Linked DNA regions of Homo sapiens: regions 1, 2, 3, 4 and 5 are each linked to region 6. Evidence: read pairs that join two places in POLR2A ChIA-PET (ENCODE). Cell type or tissue: K562. All regions are shown on one strand. Region 1 holds the start of LINC01144 (long intergenic non-protein coding RNA 1144). Region 2 holds the start of CCDC163 (CCDC163 homolog). Region 3 overlaps KIF2C (kinesin family member 2C). Region 4 has its middle 37 kb from the start of LINC01144. Region 5 overlaps EIF2B3 (eukaryotic translation initiation factor 2B subunit gamma). Region 6 holds the start of LOC107984952 (a long non-coding RNA gene).

Region 1 (4,000 bases), 480 kb before region 6:
AGGCAGGTTTGCCCTGAGTAGTTCCCAGCTTGACTTTTCCCTTCAGCTTAGTGATTTGTGGGGCCCCAAGATTTCCCACAAGTGAAAGGAAAATATCTCAATCCCCCGCCCCAAATCACCAAGCTCAAAGGAAAATTCAGGTTGGGAACTGCTCAGGCCACACCTGCCTCCCATTCTATTCAGTCACCCCTCTGCTCATGATGAACAGGATGCTGCTGAACCCTGGGGTCGCTGGGGCCTTAAATGACTTTGATGATGAGAGACTGGGCATGGAGAGCTAGAGGCCCTCATCTCCCTTCCCCAGCGAGTCGGAAGCGTCCCCATTACTAGTTCCTAGAATATGCTGAGATGTCTCAGGTTGCGGTGTGCAGCTGGGAGTTGCAGCCTGGCAGGAGGCCCAGGTTTTAGCCTGTGAACCGGGGCCCTGCTATGTAGGCCAGGGTGGCTCTGACCTGGCACTCTGTGGGGCCAGGGCAGACATAGCAGCAAAGGCCATGGGGTCACAAAGAGAGAGACTGCAGAAGGATCAGGAGTAACAGGCATAATGGGGCTATTCTTCCCTAGGCCTGAACACTGGGAAGGCACTGGCAGGGCCCCGGTTTTGATGGTGGATTCTTGGAGTAGGGGCCTTGGTAATAGGGCTCTGAGTGCTGGGGCAGAATGGGCTATCTTGACCCTTCATAGTCAGGGTCCCAAGTGGGCAATCCTGGAGCCTCCAGGTCTTTGGTCCAGCGGCGGGGTTTTCCACTCAAGGGCCACAGGTACAGACAAGCAGAGCAGAAACAGCCCCCCCGGCCTTTCACTTCCCACCTGCTCCCGAGGGAGAGAGTAAGGTTTCTGGGGGTAAGTGGGGGCTATCTGAAAGAAAAGGGTGATTTTGGCTGGGGCTCGGTGCCCTACAAGAGCCCTTGCTTGACTTTGACGCAAGGCACAGACTGGGCTCTGAAGGGGCAGGCTGGGGGGTAGACGTCGTCATGGATGTTGGATCTCCCTTCCGGCCATGGCCCAAGTACGACCCCTGTTCCCTTAAAGTCAGGACCTCGCAGAACTTTCGCAAGATGGGTCCTCGGAGTCTGCCCGCGATTGCGCTCCCAAGGGGTGCCGCTGCCGAGGGTAGGCGCGCCAGTCGAGATCAAAGCGGATGGGATGACGCCACTGGAGGGCGCGCGGGGCCGCGGGGCAGGGTGGTGCTCCTGCTGCAGGTTTCAGGCCTCTTCTGCCTTCTACAGCCGCCAGGTCAGCAGAGGCGGAGGCCCGGGCTGTGGATGGCCGAGGAGCCGAACTCGTGAAGCCACGTTCCTCCTGCAGCTCTTAACCCAGGCGCGGCGGCTCGCCGGGCCGCTCCCCTTACTCCGAAACCGTGAGCCTCAGCCCTTCCCTCTCTCCCCAATCCCAGGGGGCGCCGGCGGACACCCCAGAAACCCACGCGCTCTCGTTCCTGGTCCCGCCCCCTCTACGTTCCCTCCCCCTCTACGTTCCCTCCCCTTTTCCTTCCAGAGGCGGCGGCCCCGGAAGCTCCCGCCATTCTGGACCCGCCCCCTCCAAGCTCCCGCCCCTTTCCCTTCCTGTGGAGGCGGCCTCGGAAGCTCCCGTCTTTCTGGACCCGCCCCTTCCCCACCCTGCTCCGCCCTCGGCCCCGGCCCCCGCTCCGAGCTCCCTTAGCTCTAAGCGGTTCCGGAAGCTCCCGCCTTTCTGGACACGCCCCTGCCTCCCCCACAGGATTCCGACTCTCTCCCGGCTCGTCGAGGGCTTGACATTTTACCGGGGGGTGGCCCAGAAAAACCTCGTAGAGATGGTGACTTTAAAAAATTCTTTTTCGGCTAGGTGCGGTGACTCACGCCTGTAATCCCAGCGCTTTGGGAGGCCGAGGCGGGCGGATCACTTGAAATCACGAGTTCGAGATCCGCCTGGCCAACATGGTGAAACCCCGTCTCTACAAAAATACAAAAATTAGCCGGGCGTAGTGGCGCAGGCCTGTGGTCCCAGCTACTCGGGAGGTTGAGGTGGGAGGATCGCCCGAGCTGGGGGAGGTTAAGGCTGCAGTGAGCTGTGATCGCGCCACTGCACTCCAGCCTGGACGACAGGGCAAGATTGTGCCTTAAAAATAAAAACTTGTTTTGGTAAAATACACATAATATTTACCATATGTACTTTTTTTTTTTTTTTAAATGGAGTCTGGTTCTGTTGCCCAGACTGGAGTGCAGTGGCACACCACTGGGTTCAAGCGATTCTCGTGTCTCAGCCACCCATGTAGCTGGGATTACAGGCATGCGCCACCACGCTGGGCTAATTTTTGTCTTTTTAGTAGAGATGGGGGTTTCTGCCATGTTGGCCAGGCTGGTCTGGAACTCGTGGCCTCAGGTGATCTGCCTGCCTTGGCCTCCCAAAGTGCTGGGATTACAGGCTGAGCCACCGTGCCCGGCCCTACCATGATTTTTTTTTTTTTTAAACAGAAGTCTTGCTCTGTCGCCCAGGCAATGGCACGATCTCGGCTAATTGCATCCTCCGCCTCCGGGGTTCAAGTGATTCTCCTGCCTCAGCTTCCAGAATAGCTGGGATTACAGGCACCTGCACCATGCCCAGTTAATTTTTGTATTTTTGGTAGAGAGGGAGTTTCGCCATGTTGGCCAGGCTGGTCTCGAACACTTGACCTCAGGTGATCACCTGCCTTGGCCTCCCAGAGTGCTGGGATTACAGGTGTCAGCCACTGCGCCCAGCCTACCATGGTATTTTTAATGGCCACGTAATACCCTGTGTGTGTTATATTGTGTGGATGTGTTATATTAATTTAACCAGCCCCCTATTGATTAACATTGTAGCTGTTTATAAAATGGTGTAGTAAACATCCTTTCTGTAGGTCTTTGTGCACATATGGAGTATATTTGTAGGCTGATTTCTTGGAAGTAGAATTGTTGGGGTAAAAGCTATGTGTGTGTTTAATTTATGATTTTACCTATTTACCCTCCCACTAGTGACTTGTTTAGCTACATTTATTCAAATTGTCTGCACTCGCTTTCTCCACAACCTTACCTCCTACTCACTCCACAACTCATTCTAATTTGGCTTCTCTCTATCACTGCACCTTCAAAGGCTCTAAGGTCACCAATGATCTTCATGTTGTCCTATGGACAATCTTCAGATCTCATTTCACTGCTTCTCTAAAAGACTTCATACAGTTGACCATTCTCTCCTTTGTGAAACATTCTTCTCCCAGCTTTCATAGTGCCACATTCGCCTGGTTTTGCTCTAGCCATGTTGTCTTTCCTCTGCCCACTCTGAAATGTTGGTGCTGCTCAGAGCTTTGGTTACCATCTACATGCAGTTGATCCACACAGTGAAGTCTCCCTTCCTAACCTTTATTCAACTGCTTATTTGTCATCTTGAGTTGAATGTCCCACAGGGACCTCAAATCAATCATACCCAACATTATCCTCCCCCTTCTCATGCTCCCATCTCAGTAGCTGTTCCACTGCTCTCCTAGCCAGAAACCTACAGGTCTGGTTACTTGAATGTCCCTATTCCTCAATGCGCACCTCTAGTCAATCACCATGGCCCTGCCCATTCTATTTCCATAATCCTTTTCCCTTTTTTTTTTCTTTTGAGACAGGTTCTCGCTCTGTTGCCCAGGCTGGAGTGTAGTGGTGCAATCATGCCTCACTGTAACCTCAACCTCTCCAGCTCCTCCTGCCTTAGCCTCCCGAGAAGCTGGGAAGCTGGGACCACAGACACACCACCATGCCTGGCTAATTTTCCTTTTTTTTTTTTTTTTTTTTTTGAGACGGAATCTCGCTCTGTCACCCAGGCTGGAGTGCAGTGGCGTGGTCTCAGCTCGCTGCAAGCTCCGCCTCCTGGGTTCATGCCATTCTCCTGCCTCAGCCTCCTGAGTAGCTGGGACTACGGGCGCCTGCCACCACGCCTGGCTAATTTTTTGTATTTGTAGTAGAGATGGGGTTTCACCGTGTTAGCCGGGATGGTCTCAATCTCCTGACCTTGTGATCCG
Region 2 (4,000 bases), 680 kb before region 6:
CTGTAGAGGGAATCAGAGGGAGAGAAGGCTGGAGAGATCAATAGGAGTGAGATTTTGATTGGCTTTGAATACCAATTTAAGGAATATGGATTTAATTTGGTGACAGTGAAGAGCCACTGAAGATTTAAGGAGTAAACTAGCATGATCATTTTTAGATCACACTGGCTGCAGTGTGGAGGAGGGACTGGAGGTAAAATTACAGCAAGGAGGTTATTACAGTAATCCAAGTGAGAAATGGTGGCCTGGACCACAGCATAGATGGGTGGAATACAAGGGAATGGATTTGGGAGATTCAGTAGACAGTCTTATAGGTCTTGGTGGCTGATTGGATGTGGGGGTAGGGAGGTGAGAGGTAGGAGCCTAGGGTGACTGGCAGGGCTGCAGTTGGCTTTGTTCAGTACAAAAGCTCCTAATACCCAGGTCTACTCAACTTGCCAGATAGGCATTCTCACTCTCCCACACACCTGCCATCCACTGAAACGGTGTCTCAAAGAGTTAAAGGTCGATCTGCAACAAATAGCTTTTGTTTTCTCAAAAACCCAGTGTCATAATATTAGCTTCCAGCACATCAGGCATCAAGCCCTTTTACTTGGTAACACCACACCACTATCTCCACACCTTTACTCAAGCTTTTTCTGATATTTGGGATGTACATAACCCTCCTTCCTTCCAATCTATCTTTTCATATATAGCTCAATTCCATTTTTTCTGGCAAGACCAGTCTCAAGCTAGACCCAACCTACTTCTCCCTCTATATCCTCTCCCAGGACTGCTGTGAGCCACTCAGCAGAAGGAATGGGAAGTGGGTAGTCTCTTAAGCATCAGGCAAAGGGCTCAAGCTGAGCTGATTTAGCTTTGTAACTTAACTGCTCAGTGCACAGGGCACTGATGTGGGGAAATGTAACCGTGTAAATGGGGGTCGGGGTGCGGTGCTGAGACTGCTGTGCCAGGCAAGTGTACAAAGTTTCATTACCCAGCCCAGCACTGATGACTGGAAATATCATGAATTATCCTTCTGTTGGTAGAGGGAACAAACCAGCCAATTGTTTGCCTGTTCATCACCAGGAATGCCCTTCCTTCCTCAGCTGACCTAAATGATAGCTATGCAAACCTTCTAGGCTTTGCCCTCTCCTAAATCCTTTAGGAAGTTCCAAGGTGACTTTGCCTCACAGGTCCCTTTCTTCTTGTAAATTATATAGGTGACAATCTGAGCCACACACGCTACAGGTCATATGGTGTCTCCCGTTAACGAATCCGGCATTATATGGTGGCAAAAGGTTAAACATGCGACAACTTTTTTTTTTTTTTTTTTTTTTGACACGGAGTTTCGCTCTTTGTTGCTCAGGCTGGACTGCAATGGCGCAATCTCGGCTCACTGCAACCTCCGTCTCATGGGTTCAAGCAATTGTCCTGCCTCAGCCTCCCGAGTAGCTGGGATTACAGGCATGCACCACCACGCCCGGCTAATTTTATATTTTTAGTAGAGATGGGGTTTCACCATGTTGGCCAGGCTGGTCTCGAACTCCTCACCTCAGGTGATCCGCCCGCCTCGGCCTCCCAAAGTGCTGGGATTACAGGCGTGAGCCACCATGCCCGGCCTCGACCACTACCTTTTTAACCCAAGCCCCCACTGAAACTCTGTCCCTGTTGTCACATGGACACTGGGCTGCAGGAACCCAGGAGGATCAGAGGCTCCCGAGGCCTCACGCCAGTTGCAACGAAGCCAATCATATATTTCGCCCTAGAACAGCAGGAGGGATAAACTAACCTGGAAGGGGTAAACCTCGAAGCCAAAAGGACATAGCGTGTCCTCGATCTTCTGCTTCAGCTCTGCGACTTTCGGCTCCATAGCGCACGTTACACGCTGAGCTTGCTGGGGAATGAAGTCTCAAGGACAATTGGGCCGTTACGTTTTGAGTCAGCTTCGACTCCATTTCCCAGGTAGGAAATGGGTCCAGTAGCGGGACCATATTGCCTATGCGCGATGCATCTTGGGATGCGTAGTTCGTTTCCTCCTTGGAGACAGCCACACGAAATCAGGAAGACTCAGTTTCCCGGCAAGCTACACGGTGGGGGTGTGCATGTACGTGTCTCTTCTAGAGAAAGGTAGTTCCACCGCCTCCATCGCCGGTTGTGTTCGCAAGAGGCGACCTCAGTTTCCCAGGTGGCGCTGCGGCAGCCAGTCCAAAGTCGGACTTTCAAAACCAACCCGAAGTTTTGAACCCGGCGGCGGCAGTTGTCACTGGCACAGGTTTGGCGTGGTGGCGCCAGTGTACTACTTCTGGGGAGGTCTCAACCAGGTTCTGGCACCTTCAATCCCCACCTGATATCTGCGTATCATCACGGTATCCCGCTTTTCCCCCAGTTCCCCAAGAGCGTCCTTCCTTTCCCTAGTCACAGGATCGCAGTTTTGGTCTGATAGTGCATCCACCTACCCCAGTGTTGCATCCCCACTTCCCTCTTTCCATCTAACGTGGTGGCCTTTCCTGGGGATACCTTGGGTATCCCCCGCTAGGAGAGCAAGCACAAGACACCAGGGAGCCAGACCCCTGCCGCTCCCCTGCCACAGGATATGAATACGAGCCTCAGCTGGTTTGAGCAGCTGGATGTGCTTCTCAACGCTACTGATGGAAATGTGGTCCGGAATAAGGTGAGGGGTTGGTGGAGGTCCCCAGTTTGCGTGGGGAGGCTAAGGGACTCTCAGAGTTCATTGGCCTGTGCATCTGTTTCTTTTGTAGCAGTGGCTGTATCCTCTTGGGGTCTCCACAGAGCTCATTGGCCTGTGCATCTGTTTCTTCTGTAGCAGTGGCTGTATCTTCTTGGGGTCTCCACCGCAGGTAAGTAATGTCTCTTTCTACTTCCAAGCCCTTTCTCTTTCTGTGCCTTCCTCCAGTGCCCGTATCATCCATTATTCCTTCCAAATTCCAACTCTGTCCTTTCCTGAACTCTGTTTCCCCACACAGACCCTGCACTTAACCCTTCCTTATTTCCTCAGCCGGGGACCTGGCTGGGACCTGGATTTCCTCTCATCACTTGCCTCTGCAGTCAGGAGTCCAAGCTCAACAGCCTTGGGCTTTAGAGACTCCCATAGTTCCACAAAGGCTGAGCTGCCCTGAGTCCTAGAGCCCATCCTCTCTCTGGGGTGAGGTTGCTATTCTCTGATCCTAATTTCAATGTCAGGCTCAGGTGAGGCTTGGAATCCTTGGTGTGTATATGTGATGTTTGTGTAAGATGAGGATACTAGGGGTCGGGAAAAGCTGTTATACAGTAGTTCATGTGCTTTTTTCTGCCTGGGGAGGTGACAGGCACTAAGGCAGGCAGTGCAGGGCCTGCTAGAAGAGCGAGAGCAGCAGAAGTACCAGATCAGTGTCCTGGAAGGTATCTGGCCAGTTATTTTCTTCATATACACAGCTTCATATGTATGCACACAATTTTGCCACACACCTGTTGTGTGTGCACATGTGTCTTGTTTTGCAAGTAGAGTATCTAGGGTCTTGTGAAACTCTTAGAGAGGATGATCCCTAACTTGTCCCACTACAGCATCACTAAGGTTGCTGCAGGGGGCCCCAAAGGGGAGTGCTTTTCTCCTGGAGCAATGCCTGGAGGAGCTGAGAAAGGAACTGCAGGGCCTTCAGAGCCAGGTGTGGGAGCAAACCCAAGCCCAAGCCCAAGCCCAGATGCAAACAGGACCAGGAGAATGCAGTACTACCAATGGCCTTCCTCAGGAGCTGCAGACTGAGTAAGGGATAGTCAAGACCTTGCCTTCTTTTTTTTTTTTTTTTTTTTTGGGTTTGTTTTTCTTTTATTGATCATTCTTGGGTGTTTCTCACAGAGGGGGATTTGGCAGGGTCATAGGACAATAGTGGAGGGAAGGTCAGCAGATAAACAAGTGAACAAAGGTCTCTGGTTTTCCTAGGCAGAGGACCCTGCGGCCTTCGGCAGTGTTTGTGTCCCTGGGTACTTGAGATTAGGGAGTGGTGATGACTCTTAATGAGCATAC
Region 3 (4,000 bases), 53 kb after region 6:
CTGGCATAGTGCAGTGGCTCATGCCTGTAATCCCAGCACTTTGGGAGGCCGAGGTAGGAGGATTGCTTGAGGCCAGGAGTCTCTGTGACTGAGGGCTTCCCACACATTTGCTTGTATGGTTCCTAGGTTAAACCTTTTAGTGGCACCTCATTACCATTCAGATAATCCATGCTCAATGACATGGAATATAGAGTTCTCCAGTTCCTAAACTGTTCATGCCCTATGACTGGGCCCTCAGTCCACTGGACAGACTTTTTTTCAAGACCAAATTGGTGTTTCCCTTTGGATCCTTCCCTGTCCAGCAAGTTAAGTGCTTTCATCAGCCTTTGTGTGAATGGTAATGAGGTATCACTAAAAGGTTTTAAGCAAATGTGTGTTCAGGGAGCCCTCAGTCAGGGGGACTCCTGGCCTCAACCCCACAGAATCTTTTAACAGGCCCTGGGCTGACTGTAATAGGGTGCCATCTTCTTTTTTTTTTAACACGGAGTTTCGCTCTTGTTGCCTAGGCTGGAGTGCAATGGCGCGATCTTCGCTCACCGCAACCTCCGCCTCCTAGGATTACAGGCATGCGCCACCACGGCCGGCTAATTTTTTGGATTTTTAGTAGAGACGGGGTTTCACCATGTTGGTCTCCAATTCCTGACCTCAGGTGATCCACCTGCCTCGGCCTCCCAAAGTGCTGGGATTACAGGTGTTAGCCACTACACCTGGCCTTTTTTTTTGAGACAGCCTTACTCTGTCTCCCAGGCTGGAGTGCTGTGGCACAGTCTCGGCTCACTGCCGCCTCCGCCTCCCGGGTTCAAGCAATTCTCCTGCCTCAGCCTCCTGAGTAGCTAGAACTATAGGTGCGTGCCACCATGTACCATGCCCAGCTAATTTTTGTATTTTTAGTAGAGATGGGGTTTCACCATGTTGGCCAGGCTGGTCTTGAATTCCTGACCTTGCGATCTGCCCGCCTTGGCCTTCCAAAGTGCTGGGATTATAGGCGTGGGCCACCGTGCCCGGCGGCCATCTTCCTTCTACTTAAGAGTTTCTGTTCCCAGGCCTAGTAAGCATCTCATAGACATCAAACAAGTCACAGGAGTCTTCAGCTTGTCATTGGAATTGTAGGTGTGGATATGGCCTCCTGGAAGGAGTACAGAATCAGTACTACCCAGAGGCCAAAGGTACAGTCATGTCCTTAGTCCCAAAAGGCTCAGACACATCCCAGGCCCTTTCCACACACTTAAACAGCTGATTTATTTTTTCTCTTTATTGTTACATACAATGTATAAACACATAAAACAGAAAACAGTAGGGATCCTCTAGGATCTCTAGGGAGACAGTAAAGTAGAAAGAGGTCTCAGAAACATTTTTTTAAAGTACAAGACATTCAGTGCTCGGCCCAAAGGCGTAGAAGGTTTAGAGCCAGCAGATAGCTGTACTAAAGGCTCCGTCTCTCTCCCCAGAGCCAGGACAACCCCAGGGAGCTCTCCATTAGCAGCCAGTCCACGCAGGCAGGATGCTGCGGAGAAAGCTCTATGCTGAGAACATTCCCCTTGATGGAAAGAAGGGCAACACAAAAGGGTAACTAAGAGCTCCTTCCTCTCGTGAGGGCGACAACTGAGGAACAGAAAAGGAGTGTCCCATGTCACTCTGACCCCCTCCCCAGCTGCCCTGGGCCCAGATGCCCCCATACTTGGCATTTACCAGAACCTGTCCCAGCTCAGACCCTGCCTAGACCCACCAGGTACCCAAAGTTCTCTGGGGAGGGCCAGGGAAGAGGCTGGGTGTCAAACCAAACAGATTTTTATTTGCAGTCGTCACTGGGGCCGTTTCTTGCTGCTTATTTGTCTGCTAGCCTGCTCTTCCAGCTGCATGGCCAGGCGCAAGGCCTTGATGACATCTGGAAGAAAGGGTAGCGGTACATATGGGGTTAGTGAGAGTCTGAGGAGCCCCCATTCACTCAGGGCAGAGCTGCCATCACCTGCAGCTGCCCAAGAGCCAGCAGAGGCCACCATCGTCCACCTGCACCCCATCCAGCCACACCCACCTCGCAGGGCTGAGAAATGCTTGGCTTGCTGGGCCAGAGCAGATTCCGCTTTGTTCACAAAGGTCTCCAGGTCATAGTCTGGCTGCTCGGTCATCTCAGAGAGCTCAAGCCAGTCTGGTCCTTGCTACAACACAGGGAGGACCTTGTCAGTTCAATAACCATTTAGCAAATCATTCCTGGGGTCCTACCAACTGCAATGCAGACACCTGAGTAAGATGCTTTACCTCTGGTCCCTGACCCATACCCTGGCTGTTCACCCTCTCCCCAAGGAAATCCTTAGCTTGAATTCACCCTCTTCCTACCCCAAGCTTGTTTTTTTCGTTTTCTTTGTTTCTTTTTTGAGACAGTTTCACTCTTGTTGCCCAGGCTGGAGTGCAATGGCGTGATCTCGGCTCACCATAGCCTCCACCCCCCGAGTTTAAGGGATTCTCCTGCTTCAGCCTCCCAAGTAGCTGGGATTACAGGCAAGTGCTACCACGCCCAGCTAATTTTGTATTTTTAGTAGAGACGGGGTTTCTCCATGTTGGCCAGGCTGATCTCGAACTCTCGACCTCAGGTGATCCGCAGGCCTCGGCCTCTCAAAGTGCTGGGATTACAGGCTTGAGCCACCACTTCCGGCCTCCTATCCCAAGCTTATCCCCATCTCTTATGTCAAATGAATAACATCATTGGTCCTGATGCCCAAGCTAGAAATTTGAGTGATTTTATTTTTATTGTTTTTTGAGATGGAGTCTCACTCTGTCACCCAGGCTGGAGTGAAGTGGTGTGCGATCCTGGCTCACTGCAACCTCCGCCTCCCAGGTTTAAGTGATTCTCCTGTCTCAGCCTCCCGAGTAGCTGGGACTACAGGCACACACCACCATAGCCAGCTAATTTATTTATTTATTTATTTTTTCTTTAAGACGGAGTCTTGCTCTGTCGCCAGGTTGGAGTGCAGTGGCGTGATCTCGGCTCACTGCAACCTCCGCCTCCCGGGTTCAAGTGATTCTCCTGCCTCAGCCTCCCAAGTAGCTGGGATTACAGGTGCCTGCCACCATGCCTGGCTAATTTTTGTATTTTTAGTAGAGACAAGATTTCACCTTGTTAGCCAGGCTGGTCTCAAATTCCCGACCTTAGTTGATCTGCCTGCATCAGCCTCCTAAAGTGCTAGGATTACAGGCGTGAGCCATCACGCCCGGTCAAATGATTCTTTTTAAATAATAGGTATACAACTCAGCCTCCCGAGTAGCTGAGACTACAGGTACGCGCCACCACACCAGGCTATTTTTTTTTATTTTTTAGTAGAGACAGGGTTTCACTATGTTGGCCAGGATGGTCTTGATCTCCTGACCTTGTGATCTGCCTGCCTTGGCCTCCCAAAGTGCTGGGATTATAGGCATAAGCCACCGCGCCCAGCCCGAGTGACTTTATTCTTTCACCGTACTTGTCACCAAATCCTCCTCAATTCTGCTCCCTAAATGGTTTTTTTCTTTCTTTCTTTCTTTTTTTATTATTATACTTTAAGTTCTAGGGTACATGTGCACAACGTGCAGGTTTGTTACATATGTATACATGAACTATGTTGGTGTGCTGCACCCATTAACTTGTCATTTACATTGGGTATATCTCCTAATGCTATCCCTACCCTCAGTTCTTTTTATTATAATTTTTGCTGCACACACCACCTTTGGGATATTTATTTATTTTTATTTTTTGTAGAGATGGGGCCATGTTACCCAGGCTGGTCTCGAACTCCTGAGCTCAAGTGATCTTCCTTCCTTGACCTCCCAAAGTGTTGGGATTACAGGCATGACTCACTGCACCTGGCCAAATGATTATTTTATTTTATTTTTGAGACAGTCTTGCTCTGTTGCCCAGGCTGGAGTGCAGTGGCACCATCTCGGCTCACTATAACCTTCGCCTCCTGGGCTCAAGTGATTCTCCTGCCTCAGCCTCCCAAGTAGCTGGGATAACAGATGCCTGCCACCA
Region 4 (4,000 bases), 450 kb before region 6:
CCATTTTCATGCTGCTGATAAAGACATACCCGAGACTGGGAAGAAAAAGAGGCTTAATTGGACTTATAGTCCCACATGGCTGGGGAGGCCTCAGAATCATGATGGAAGGCGAAAAGCACTTCTTACATGGCAGCAGCAAGAGAAAATGAGGAAGAAGGAAAAGCAGAAACCCCTGATAAACCCATCAGATCTCGTTAGACTTATTCACTATCACGGGAATAGCATGGGAAAGACTGACCCTCGTGATTCAATTACCTCCCCTGGGTTCCTCCCACAACATGTGGGAATTCTGGGAGATACAATTCAAGTTGAGATCTGGGTGGGGACACAGCCAAATCATATCACTTGACCTGGTGAGATGTAATATTCATTATTCCCTGTTGTAATCCAGCACAGAAGTAATGCCTGATACACACACAGCAGACACTCAAAAATATTATTGAATAAACAAGTGAGTGAATAAATCTCTGTACTTATCATAATCATTCAGATGTTAAATTCTATTCCAGTTGCCTAAGTAGGAATGAATGTACAACTAACACTGGTAGAAACAGAGAAAGTCTGAATTATGCAGCATTAATCTAACAAGTACAGTGAACTACTGTATTATTGCTTGTTTGCTCGTGTTTACATTTTCTTCACAAAAATATAATTTTTGTTTTACAACTGTGTGGTAAATTAGGATATGGCTTATTCTGTGACCAGCTCATTCATCATCTCTTCCAATGTCATTATGGTGTGACTTTCTGAAATGCAGAGACTGAAAAGTTAAACTACGTTTCCCAGGTTCCTTTACTGTTAGAGTTCTAAATGAGACTTAGGTTCCTTCAAACAAATGCATTCACATGGGACCTGAAAAGGAACTGGGCTCCTAATAATTCCCTCATACAGTATATGGTAATTTCCCCTACCTGCAGACTCACCTTCCCCTACCCACAATCTATATGGTTCCAGGAGAGAGTTTTAGGAATCCATCTTTCTGGTCCCAATGGTCATAGAGCTGTTTGGTCTGGACCTGGAAGTGCAAGTGATGGCTCCCTAATTTGGCAGGAGCTTCCTGAAGTGGAAGAGGTGGCATGATTTCAGAAAGTTGGTGGCTACTGGGTGTTAATCCCTGATTCAGCTGGTAGTTTACTATTCTTAGTGGGAGCAGCAGCTTCCTTTACAGCTCAGCTCTAGAGTGTGGCTTTGAGAGTTGTTTCTGGAAGACTGGCCTACAGTTTCTCCAGCCCATCTAATCATACTGTAAGCCATTTAATATCTTGCATTACATCCATTTCTTTTTTTTTTTTTTTTTTGAGACGGAATTTTGCTCTTTTTGCCCAGGCTGGAGTGCAATGATGTGATCTCGGCTCACTGCAACCTCCACCTCCTGGGGTTCAAGTGATTCTCCTGCCTCAGCCTCCCAAGTAGCTGGGATTACAGGTGCCCACCACCATGCCCAGCTAATTTGTTGTATTTTTAGTAGAGATGGGGTTTCACTATGTTGGCCAGGCTGGTCTCGAACTCCTGACCTCAGGCGATCCACCCACCTTGGCCTCCTAAAGTGTTGAAATTACAGGCGTGAGCCACTGTGCCCGGCCACAATAAATCCATTTCTGTACAAAGGAGTAGTAATTTTTTTTTCCCTCTGCCACTGAAACCTAACCCAAAGCAAGGGACTAGGAGGTCCTGTACAACTGACATGATTTATTACTATGTAGATTATTAGAATACAGATGTAATTTAATATTTATGAAATTTCACATATTCTATTGTCAGGGCCATCCAGCTTCAAACAAAAATATATGCTCCTGCAACATTCTACAAATTGATTTTTCAAAAAATCCTACCAAATTTAAATTCTATTGAAGTATTCTTTTATTGTTTTCTAGTGCCATTAGGACTGTGGTTTGCATGCAACAGAATTATACTAGATTTAAGCAAAAGAAAAATGAATTTATATAAGGATACAGGTCATCTCATGAAACTCCAGGGCTAGGAAGTGGTAGAACCTCAGGAATAACCTGGAGCCAAGGATTGCAGTGCTAAAGAGAACTTAGGAAGCCCTCTTGCCAGCTCTCACTCTTTCTCTCTCCTTCATTCTTTCTCATTACTAACTGTAAGGAATACGGCTGTGCTTTGGTCAAAAATAGGCCAAGGTAAACATCCAGAGTGACTCAGCGAGTTTAGAGTGCAGGCGTATAACTCCACTTGTTATCACAGCCATGTAGCCATAACATGGGAAGGCCATTCCTTGACTCTAAGCCACTATTGTCTGTAAAAGGTATAATTGCCCTGATAACACTGTACAGGCATGCTGGAGCCAAGAGAAAGAGAAAGAGAGTCAAAGCTGTCCATCTTTGCAGACAGACAGAGGGGAGCCAGGACACAGCTTGGCTTGCTTGTGCCCAGAGAGAGTTTAGCTGCTGACCCTGAAGGCAAGGGAGAGCCAGCCACGCAGCTGTGTGTGGGAGCCGCCGGACTAAGCAGCCAAGACAGGGCGGACAGTGTGAGAGAGCTGTTGATGAGAGCTGCTGCTGAATAAAATCATCTTTCACCTGCTTATGGCCCCCCTGGGTGTTCTTTCTGCTCATCCACCCACTCCCCTCATACCCCAGCATGACAATTGGCGTAGTTGTGAACTTGACACTAGTGTTCTCTGTATCCTAATCCACTGGCTTAAAAAAAAAAAAAAGCCTCTAGGCCAGACGTGGTGGCTCACACCTGTAATCCCAGCACTTTAGAAGGCTGAGGCAGGCAGATCACTTGAGCCCAGGAGTTAGAGACCAGCCTGGACAACATGGTGAGATCCCTGTCTCTACAAAAAATACAAAAATTAGCTGGGCGTGGTGGCATACACCTGTGGTCCCAGCTACTCAGGAGGCTGATGTGGGAAAATTGCTGGAGCCCAGGGGATCGAGGCTGCAGTGAGCTGTGATCATGCCACTGCACTCCAGCCTGGGTGACAGAGCAAGACCAAATCTCAAAAATAAATAAATAAACCAAAATAAAAGGATAGACAGGTAGACTGAGGCAGAAATCTCCCAGACTCAATTCCAGAGTGTTGAGGAAAGTCCATGAGTAACCAGCTTCAGTCTGGTGCCTAGTTCAGCCAAGCTGCACAACTCTAAAGGGTGCCATTCATCTAAACCTCTAAAGGATGCCATTCTATGAAATAGTGCCCCTGGTGCATATTTTACAGAAGGGAATGTGAATGATGCCCCTTTGGCACCAATCAGCTGGAGTCTGGAGTCCGAGTTCCATACAGGAACTTGGCAATGGGTGCTGTGTTCCTGGAACCATATAGATTGTGGGTAGGGGAAGGTGGATTTGTAGATAAGGGAAATTACCATATACTGTACAATTATTAGGAGCTCAGGAGACAAGTTCATGGATGTGTATTACAAGAATGGTATACTGATTTTAAATATATTAGACCAGGAAGAGACAAATTATGGCCCACAGGCCAGATCCAGTCTGCCCCTTGTTTTTGGAAACATGGTTTCATTAGAACACAACCATGCTCAGTTATTTGTATATTGTCAATGGCCTCATTTGTTCTAGAATGGCAGAGTTGAGCAGTTGCAACAGAGATTATACAGTTCACAAAGACTACAATATTTACTACCTGGTTCCTTACAGGAAAATGTTGATCCTTTGCCTAGATCCTTGATGCCCAAAAGGAGGTCCACAAGCCTGCAGTCTCAGCATCACCTCGGAGCTTCTCAGGCCTTCACCTGGAACTACTAAATCAGAACTTGCATTTAAATAAGATCCCCAGGTGATTCAGAGGCACATTAAAGTCTGAGAAGCACCATGTGAAACTTATCAGTGGGCGCAAGCAATACTATTGAAATATTCATTCACAAACCCTTTTTAGCCTATGGGACACGATGCAATACCCCAGCATATTAGATTAGTGTGCCACTATCCCTGGATTTGATGTAGTGATTTTTTTTTCTGACTACGTCAAGGCAGAGTGTCATTACCATCAGCACAAATTCTTACCAAACATCTG
Region 5 (4,000 bases), 82 kb before region 6:
TAAAGTAGAAGGTGATTATCTGAAGGTCTTCAAATAGAGGAGTTGTTTATGTTGCTGCATTGAACACTGCAAGATAGTTAAGTTACTGTAGGAGGCTTTTATCCTCATCTGAATTGTTATCTCTGGTTTTATGAATAACTGTTTCAAGCTCCAGTTCCACTGGCATCTGAATTCAGAAGCCATCCATGACACTTCCTTCTCTGTTAACATTCATATTCATGCAAAGAGAAGCCTGTGATAAAATTAATTTTCTCTTGTATTTGACTTTTTTTTGTGCAACTGGGTTTTCTTCATTCTGTTCTCACCCAATACCATTCTCTGGTCCCCAAACTTTGAACTTAGCTTGGTTAGGAAAAAGTCATTCTGTGCAGCCATATAAGCTGGCAGGACACACTCAGTTTTTTGGGTTTTTTTGTTTGTTTGTTTTGTTTTTTTGAGATGGAGTCTGCCCTGTCTCCCAGGCTGGAGTGCAGTGGCATGATCTCAGCTCATTGCAACCTCCACCTCCCGGGTTCAAGCGATTCTCCTGCCTTGGCCTCCTGAGTAGCTGAGATTACAGGTGTGTGCTACCACACCTGGCTAATTTTTTTTGTAGTTTTAGTAGAGATGGGGTTTTGCCATGTTGGCCAGGCTGGTCTCGAACTCCTGACCTCAGGTGATCCATCCATGTCAGCCTCCCAAAGTGCTGGGATTATGGCATGAGCCACCACACCTAGCCAACACACTCAGTTTAAATTAATGATGGCTTTCCTTTCTCACTGAGTAACTGTGGACTATATCAACATGCATACCAGTTCTCCCACTAGGCTAGAAATTCTTACGGTCTCATTCACAGCAATGCTGAAAATCTAAATGTGTTCACACAGGGTGTCTAGATGAATTTCAGTTTTTAAACATGCAGCTACTATAAACTGCTTCTTTGCCTGTCAGCTCTTTTCTACCCACCCTTCTAGGAACTAAGCATTGTACAATGAGCATATTGGGGAATAGAACTCCCAGTTGGCTTCTGCTGTACTTAGGCAGTGAGCAGGATAAAAACAACTCAGTTCCTCCCACACACATGATGATGCTGGGAATGGGGAAGAAGGGAGCAGACTTCAAGAACATTTGGCATTGCCCTGAGCCTGGGGACCTTTGTAGATTTGAAGGGAATGAGGATCTGAAAATCCCTGGAGATCTTTTGGGGGAAAATTAAAGATCTTGTTGTTAACTAAAGACCTTTTTTTAGAGTCACTAAGAGCTTTGGACATGTAAAGTACTAATTTTGTCTTTCATGGACATATTTCCTTCTTTCAAGGCTGCCTTTCAGAACTGCTTTTTTTATTCCCTAGCTCTATCGTTCACAGATGTTTTGTACAGTGTTCATGGTACATATATCTTTGTGTTCAGCTTTCTTTAAATTAAAGCAAATCTCAGAAAAGTTCAAAGTATGCAGTCCTGCATAATCTCATAGACCAGTAGCTGTGTGTTAGTCTTTCTTACAGCTTCCCTAGAAATCCTAAAGCTTTGCCCCTGACATACAGTATGTGTTGTTAATATTTGGAACAAACTTGGGTAAATAAATATTGAAACACGGGTACAGCTTGGTTCTTGAACTACTCGAAATTTAAAAGTAATCTGCCCAAAGCAGGCAGCCGCTTCTTTGGGAGCTTTCTTTTTTTTTTTTTTTTTTTTTTTTTTTAAAGAAAGAGTCTCTTTTCTGTTGCCCAGGCTGGAGTGCAGTAGCACGTTCATGGCTCGCAGCAGCCTCGAGCTCCTGGGCTCAAACAGTCCTCCCACCTGAGACACCCGAGTAGCTGGGACCACAGGCACATGCCACCATGCCTGGCTAGTTTTTCTTTCTTTATTTTTTGTGGAGACAAGGTCTCCTTATATTGCCCAGGCTGGTCTTGAACTCCTGAGCTTGAGCAGTCCTCCCACACTGGCATCCCAAAGTGTTGGGATTACATGCATGAGCCACTGTGCCTGACTGGAAACATTTCTTTCTTTCTTTTTTTCTTTTTTTTAATTATTATGAGACAGGGTCTTGCTTAGTCGCCTAGGTGCTGGGGTGCAGTAGTGCAATCATAGCTCACTGCAGCCTCGACTTCCTGGGCCCAGGTGGTCTAAGAGGGCAGCTCTCACAGATCTATAGGATTATCACAAACCCTATTAGAATCTCAGTTGGATATTTTTGCTGAAATTGACAAGTTGATCTTAAAAGTTATATGGAAATACAAAGAACACAGAATATCCAGAACAATGTTGAAAAACAACAAAAAAGTTGAAGAAATTATGCTTCCCAAGCTCAAAACTTACTATAAAGCTATGGTAGTCAAGACAAGTATGGTACTGGCATAAGGACAGACAGACAGATCTGTGGAACAGAACTAAGAGTCCAAAAATAAACCCTTAGGTTTATGGTCATTTGATTTTTACCTGAGATGTCCAGGCAACTCAACAGGAAAAGGATAGATTTTTACACAAATTGTGCTAGAACAGTTTGATCCTTACTTGCAGAAAGATTGATTTAGAACCTTACCTCACTCCATACAGAAAAAAGAAAATGGATTACAGACCTAACATGAGAGCTAAAACTGTAAGAGTTGTATAGATTTTATTTCTTAAAAATTAAAGATTTTGAACCCCAAAGACACTATTAAGAAAATGAGGGCCGGGTGCAGTGGCTCTTGCAGGTAATCCCAGCATTTTGGGAGGCCAAACCAGGTGGATTGCTTGAACCAGGAGTTCAAGACCAGCCTGGGGAACATGGCAAAACCCGTCTCTACAAAGAAAATGCAAAAAGTAGCCAGGTGTGGTGTCACGTGCCTATAGTCCCAGCTACTCAGGAGGCTGAGGAGGGAGGATCACCTGAGCCCAGGGAGGTTGAGGGGGCAGTGAGCTGTGATCACGCCACAGCACTCCAGCCTGGATGACAGAGTAAGACCCTGTCTCAAGAAAAAAAAAAAAAAAAAAAAAAAGGCCAGGCCCAGTGGCTCATGCCTGTCATCCCAGCGCTTTGGGAGTCTGAGGCAGGAGGATCGCTTGGGGCCAGGAGTTTGAGAAGAGCCTGGGCAACAAAGTGAGACCCTATCTCTATAAAAAAATCTTAAAGGGACTGGGCGCAGTGGCTCACGCCTGTAATCCCAACACTTTGGGAGGCCGAGGCGGGTGGATCACCTGAGGTCAGGAGTTTGAGACCAGCCTGGCCAACATGGCAAAACCCCATCTCTACTGAAAATACAAAAATTAGTTGGGCATGGTGGTGGGCGCTTGTAATCTCACCTCCTATGGAGGCTGAGGCAGGAGAATTGCTTAAACCTGGGAGGCAGGGGTTGCAGTGAGCCGAGATCACGCCATTCCACTCCAGCCTGGGCAACAAGAGCAAAACTCCGTCTCAAAAAAAAAAAATTTTTTTTTCAATTAGCCAGGCATGGCACGAACCTGTAGTCCCACCTCTTTGGGAAACTGAGGCATTAGGATCACTTGAGCCCAGGAGTTCTAGGCTGCAGTTTTGATCATGCCTGGGTGATGGAGCGAAACCCTGTCTCTGAGAAAAGAAAGAAAATAAGGAAATGAAAAGATAAGAACTCTTCCAACTCAAAAAAATCACTAACAGCCTAATTTCAAAATAGGCAAAAGACTTGAATGAACATTTCACCAAAGAAAATACACAAATGGCTAACAAGCACATGAAAAGATCCTCAACATCATGTCATAGGGAAATGCAGACCAAAACTTTGATGATACTGCTTCACACCCATTAGAATGGCTGCAGTTTTTTTTAAGTGACAGAAAAAGCAAATCTATAAATCTATAGAGACAGGAGGCAGATTAATGATTGCCTGAGATGTGATAAGAAAGGGGATTGGTTTTTTTTAAATTATTATTTCAACTGTTATTTAGATGTGCAAGTATGTTACATGGTATATTGTGTGATGGTGAGATTTGGGTGCGATTGAACCCATCACCCAGGTAGTGAGCATAGAACAAAACAGGTATTTTTTCAACTCTTGCTCTC
Region 6 (4,000 bases):
GGGCTGCAGTGCAGCCCTGTCCCCCTTCCCACCCCACACCACTGCCTGCCCAGCTGACCAAGCCTGAGGGACCCTCCAGCACCCTTCCGTCTGGTGACTCCTGGGCAGGCTCTCCATATCCCTGCCCACCTCCTACCACATCCATTATTTATATGAAAATGTCTATTTTTGTAGTATACATACATGTTAGCTATGATGAAAGTTTTATTTTTTAAAGAATGAAATATATTCTATGTGAACTAATCTCAGATGACTTCAGTGCTTTTTTTTGGACAGAGTGGGGAGTTTGCAAGTGAACATTAGCTATTGGAAGGAGCTTCTCTGGTGCCAGGACCTGAGGTATTAGCTTCTCTAGTTCTGGGTGGAAAAGACCCCAGATTCTGGATTTTTGTCATATACTTGGTAACATCATCTGGATTAAGTGCTTACTATACAAAACGATAACAAATTTTGTTGGTGTGAAATCCTACTGGGTTCAATCTGGAGACCGAGAGCAGAAAAAAAAGAACCCCACTGTGTGGCTTTCAGAGCCACCATATTCCAGCCTGCCCGTCTCTCCAGACTCACCTCCACCTACCTGCTTCACCCGCACGGGAAACGGCAAGGCAGAGGGGCAAAGCCATGCAGCAGGTGGAAGGCGAGGTGGAGGCAGATCAGGAAAGCAGCCAGTTGAAGCAGAGAGAGGTCAACAGGGTCTGGGGAGCTTCTCAGGAGGTTTGTGGACCCAGGGAAAGGAGCCAGGTTCCAGAGCAACCTCCAAGGCAAAGGCCTCTGTAAGTTGGTTGTCCTGACAGCCGAGAGGTGTCTTTGGCCAGTCAGCCAGTGGATCAGTTGCGGGAACTGCTCAGAAACTGAGGTGCTAGCAGTTAGTGAGGACACAGCGTAAGTTGTTTGTTCTGTGAAAGTTGAACAGCTCCACTAAGCAGAGGCCTTGAAGAGTGGCCACAGCCCTGGAATAGAGCACAGAGCCTCACCTAGAGGCGTGGGGAGGTTTGCAACTGCCCCTTCCCAGCCATAGCTTAGGACCCATAGTCTAGTTCACATAGACCCTGGGCTCCAACCACCCACTCACCAGGAATGATCCCACCCCAGGAACAATGCGTTCTCACATCCCACCCCACCTGGACAAAGGCCAGGAAATCATGTTCTGACCAAAAGATACAACAACAAAAACAACAACAACAAAAAACGCCTATTGCAATTGAATCCACGCTAAAATGCCTAAAAAGCTCAAGAGAAGCGGGTAGTTGGCAGAGAACCTAGAGTAGGGGGTGCAACCAGCAGGCCCAAGGGAGGGAGGCTGCATTTGGGTCCAGCAGTGTTTGGGTCACCAAGAAGGGCCTTCTAGGTGGAGCAGAGAGAGCTCACCAGGCCAGAATAGTGCAAAGGGGGTCAGCCCTCAGTGCCACTTACCAGCGGAGTAACCCTGGGCAAGTTAGCCAGCCTCACTAAGCCTCCTCATCTTCATCTTTCCAGGCCCGAGGAGATCTAGCCTCTGCCTCCCACCCCAGCACCCCCTCATCAGACACACGGAGCGCCACTGTCTGGACAGGCTGAATTGGTCTTCGGGTCCCTAATTTCTCATACGCCATTCCCTCTGCCTAGAACACTTTCTCACCTCCCCTTGATGTGACCCCATATCACCCTTCGAGGTGAATTGGATCGGATGCCATCTCCTCCAGGAGGGGTGGGGTCGTGCCTCCTGTGAGGTCCCAGTGCCCCTGAGTGTCTGTGCCCGTCTGTTTCCCCGTCCCTCTCTCTAAGCCCGGAGGCTTACTGCGGGTAAGGACGGCGGGACAGGACCTTAACCCCTGGGACGAACACCAGCTCCGCAAAGGACTCCGCACCCGGCGCCGCCCACGGGGTGCGGGTCCCAGGAGGACCAGCAGAGAGGAGCATAGGAGAGCAAAGGAGATCAGTGACCCATGGCTTCCCCGGTGGCGCGGAACAGCCCGGAGCCGCCTGTGATTTGCATACCCATGGTGCACCACGAAAAGATACCCTCAAGATGCTTGCACTCCCTCTGTGCGCGCATTTCTGCACTGTTTTAGAGCATGATGCCTCTTACACGCATCTGTGTGCATAAACTACATATAGGGAGTGCGTACCACGCAGGCATCCAACAACCATAAGTGTGTTAAGTGTTAGTTCTCCCTGCGAGGTTCGAAGCGGAAGTCACGAATATACTCGGGTTTCTCTTCAAAGCGCATAAATCTTTCGCCTTTTACTAAAGATTTCCGTGGAGAGAAAGTTGTGAGTTTTTATTCAATTTTTTGAGGCCTCTTATTTCCTGAGGCTACATTTTTAAGTATTAAAAGTTAGGCAACTACAACCAAGGAACTTGGTCATTTGTTATTTGTACCAAATGTTCACAAACTTATTCGGGCGTGGTGGTGCCTGTTTGCAATCCCACCTATTGGAGAAGCTGGGGCGGGAGAGTCTCTTGACTCTAGAAGACGGAGGTTGTAGTGATCCGAGATCGCGCCACTGCCCTCTAGTCAGAGTGGCAGAGACTCCTGGGGCGGGAGAGTCTCTTGACTCTAGAAGACGGAGGTTGTAGTGATCCGAGATCGCGCCACTGCCCTCTAGTCAGAGTGACAGAGATTCAGTGTAAAACAAAAAAAAATCAGAAGTTTGCGTGACACCTTGTTTTGAGCTACATTTGGGGTTTATTGGCTTCTGCAGTGTGCAGTAAGACTGGCTTCTATTGTTTATTTCTTGCGTTTTTGTTGCATTTCGTTGCAGATTTAAGAGATAAACAGTGGAAGGCGCTTTCAAGTCGTCCGGTCATTAATTAAGCCTTATTGTGGCTAGAGGTTCAGGGGCGGTATATCGCGCCAACCAAACTCCTTGTTCTATTCCCAGAGACAGTAGCTGTTAGCGGTTTGGTGTGGCTCTTCCAGACTGATTTTTTTTTCCCAACTCGATTGCGAATCCAAACACAGTTTATGTGGTGAAGAGACAAGGTTCCTTCTCCTATGGAGCTTTTTTCTTTTGAGATGGAGTCTCACTTTGTCACCCAGGCTGGAGTGCAGTGGCTCAATCTCGGCTCACTACAACCTCCGCCTCCCGGGTTCAAGCGATTCTCCTGCCTCAGCCTGCGGAGTACCTGGGACTACAGGCGCCCGCCACCACACCCGACTAATTTTTGTATTTTTAGTAGAGACGGGGTTTCACCGTGTTGGTGAGGATGGTCTCGATCTCCTGACCTCGTGATCCGCCTGCCTCAGCCTCCCAAAGTGCTGGGATTACAGGTGTGAGCCACCACACCTGGCCCTTTTCTTTCTTTCTTTCTTTTTTTTGTTTTTTGTTTGTTTGTTTGTTTGTTTGTTTGTTTTTGAGAGGGAGTTTCGCTCTTGTTGCCCAGGCTGGAGTGCAGTGGCGCGATCTCGGCTCACTGCAACCTCCACCTCCCGGGTTCAAGCGATTCTCCTCCTCAGCATCTGGGATTACAGGCGCACCACCACGCCCGGCTAATTTTTGTGTTTTTAGTAGAGACAGAGTTTCACCATGTTGGCCAGGCTGGTCTCAAACTCCTGACCCCAGGTAATCCGCCTGCCTCGGCCTTCCAAAGTGTTGGGATTACAGGCAAAAGCCAACGTGCCCGGCCCCTATGGAGCTTTTCTAATAGAACCAAACACAAAACAAATTGAATAAATAATATAAATCCCAGATAAATAATATCTCAGTGAGAAGTGCCCTGTAGAAAGAGCATTTTGATAGAATGGTCTACCTCCTTCCTATTCCCTCTCCATAAGGGAGCTCACCTACTTCCATGGCTTTAAGTAAATGCCATCTGATAGCTAGTGACCCCCCAGTTTACAGCCATCAGCTAGTCCTGTTGACTCCCTTCCATCAGCTGGTCCTGTTGATACCTTCAAAGCGTACGCTTCATCCAACCACATTTTACCACCTCCACTGCTGCCATCCTGGTCCAAGATCTCTTGCTGGATAATTGCAATAGCCCCTAACTGTTCTCCCTAGACCACTCTTCTACCTC

What was found. Peaks named below come from ENCODE experiments on the same cell type or tissue, not always from the same donor. Only the 100,000 strongest peaks of a DNase experiment are listed, where the experiment ranks them.
Region 1: POLR2A ChIA-PET joins it to region 6 with 16 read pairs; 25 of 35 experiments call an interaction of 5 or more read pairs at or near these places.
Region 2: POLR2A ChIA-PET joins it to region 6 with 14 read pairs; 13 of 35 experiments call an interaction of 5 or more read pairs at or near these places.
Region 3: POLR2A ChIA-PET joins it to region 6 with 13 read pairs; 31 of 35 experiments call an interaction of 5 or more read pairs at or near these places.
Region 4: POLR2A ChIA-PET joins it to region 6 with 10 read pairs; 4 of 35 experiments call an interaction of 5 or more read pairs at or near these places.
Region 5: POLR2A ChIA-PET joins it to region 6 with 11 read pairs; 9 of 35 experiments call an interaction of 5 or more read pairs at or near these places.

What each region holds. Positions count from the first base shown.
Region 1 is chr1:45,301,287-45,305,286 of GRCh38, reverse strand. LINC01144 (long intergenic non-protein coding RNA 1144) reads right to left here and starts at 1,377. Exons shown (of 1, transcript NR_024270.1): 1 at 1-1,377. It overlaps LOC105378691 (a long non-coding RNA gene), which reads left to right and starts at 1,541. Exons shown (of 3, transcript XR_947287.4): 1 at 1,541-1,795. RefSeq lists enhancers at 1,045-1,284, 1,745-1,804 and a silencer at 1,475-1,654. In K562, a CTCF peak has its summit at 1,157 (motif pointing right); DNase peaks (open chromatin) are centred at 536, 1,206 and 1,566; H3K4me3 peaks cover 2,122 bases.
Region 2 is chr1:45,498,182-45,502,181 of GRCh38, reverse strand. It overlaps CCDC163 (CCDC163 homolog), which reads left to right and starts at 2,109. Exons shown (of 5, transcript NM_001102601.3): 1 at 2,109-2,650; 2 at 2,739-2,837. The coding sequence starts at 2,573. MMACHC (metabolism of cobalamin associated C) reads right to left here and starts at 1,882. Exons shown (of 4, transcript NM_015506.3): 1 at 1,769-1,882. The coding sequence starts at 1,849. RefSeq lists enhancers at 1,888-2,087, 1,637-2,169. In K562, CTCF peaks have their summits at 2,230 and 2,761; DNase peaks (open chromatin) are centred at 2,011 and 2,591; H3K4me3 peaks cover 2,396 bases.
Region 3 is chr1:44,764,982-44,768,981 of GRCh38, reverse strand. It overlaps KIF2C (kinesin family member 2C), which reads right to left. Exons shown (of 21, transcript NM_006845.4): 20 at 2,033-2,156; 21 at 1,215-1,885. The coding sequence ends at 1,803. Among named protein-coding and RNA genes, the nearest start is that of SNORD160, 4.9 kb to the right of the region's middle. In K562, no CTCF peak of the experiment used is centred here; no DNase peak of the experiment used is centred here.
Region 4 is chr1:45,264,687-45,268,686 of GRCh38, reverse strand. No RefSeq gene overlaps it. Among named protein-coding and RNA genes, the nearest start is that of LINC01144, 37 kb to the left of the region's middle. In K562, no CTCF peak of the experiment used is centred here; a DNase peak (open chromatin) is centred at 2,226.
Region 5 is chr1:44,900,511-44,904,510 of GRCh38, reverse strand. All of the region lies in intron 5 of EIF2B3 (eukaryotic translation initiation factor 2B subunit gamma), which reads left to right. Among named protein-coding and RNA genes, the nearest start is that of PTCH2, 59 kb to the right of the region's middle. In K562, no CTCF peak of the experiment used is centred here; no DNase peak of the experiment used is centred here.
Region 6 is chr1:44,818,181-44,822,180 of GRCh38, reverse strand. It overlaps PTCH2 (patched 2), which reads left to right. Exons shown (of 22, transcript NM_003738.5): 22 at 1-243. LOC107984952 (a long non-coding RNA gene) reads right to left here and starts at 1,702. Exons shown (of 2, transcript XR_001738036.3): 1 at 1,619-1,702; 2 at 187-950. It also overlaps the pseudogene RNU5E-6P. RefSeq lists enhancers at 1-454, 455-1,112, 1,769-2,425, 2,432-2,481, 2,512-2,611 and 1 more and a silencer at 1,802-2,521. In K562, CTCF peaks have their summits at 1,900 and 2,536; DNase peaks (open chromatin) are centred at 1,940 and 2,390; H3K4me3 peaks cover 1,468 bases.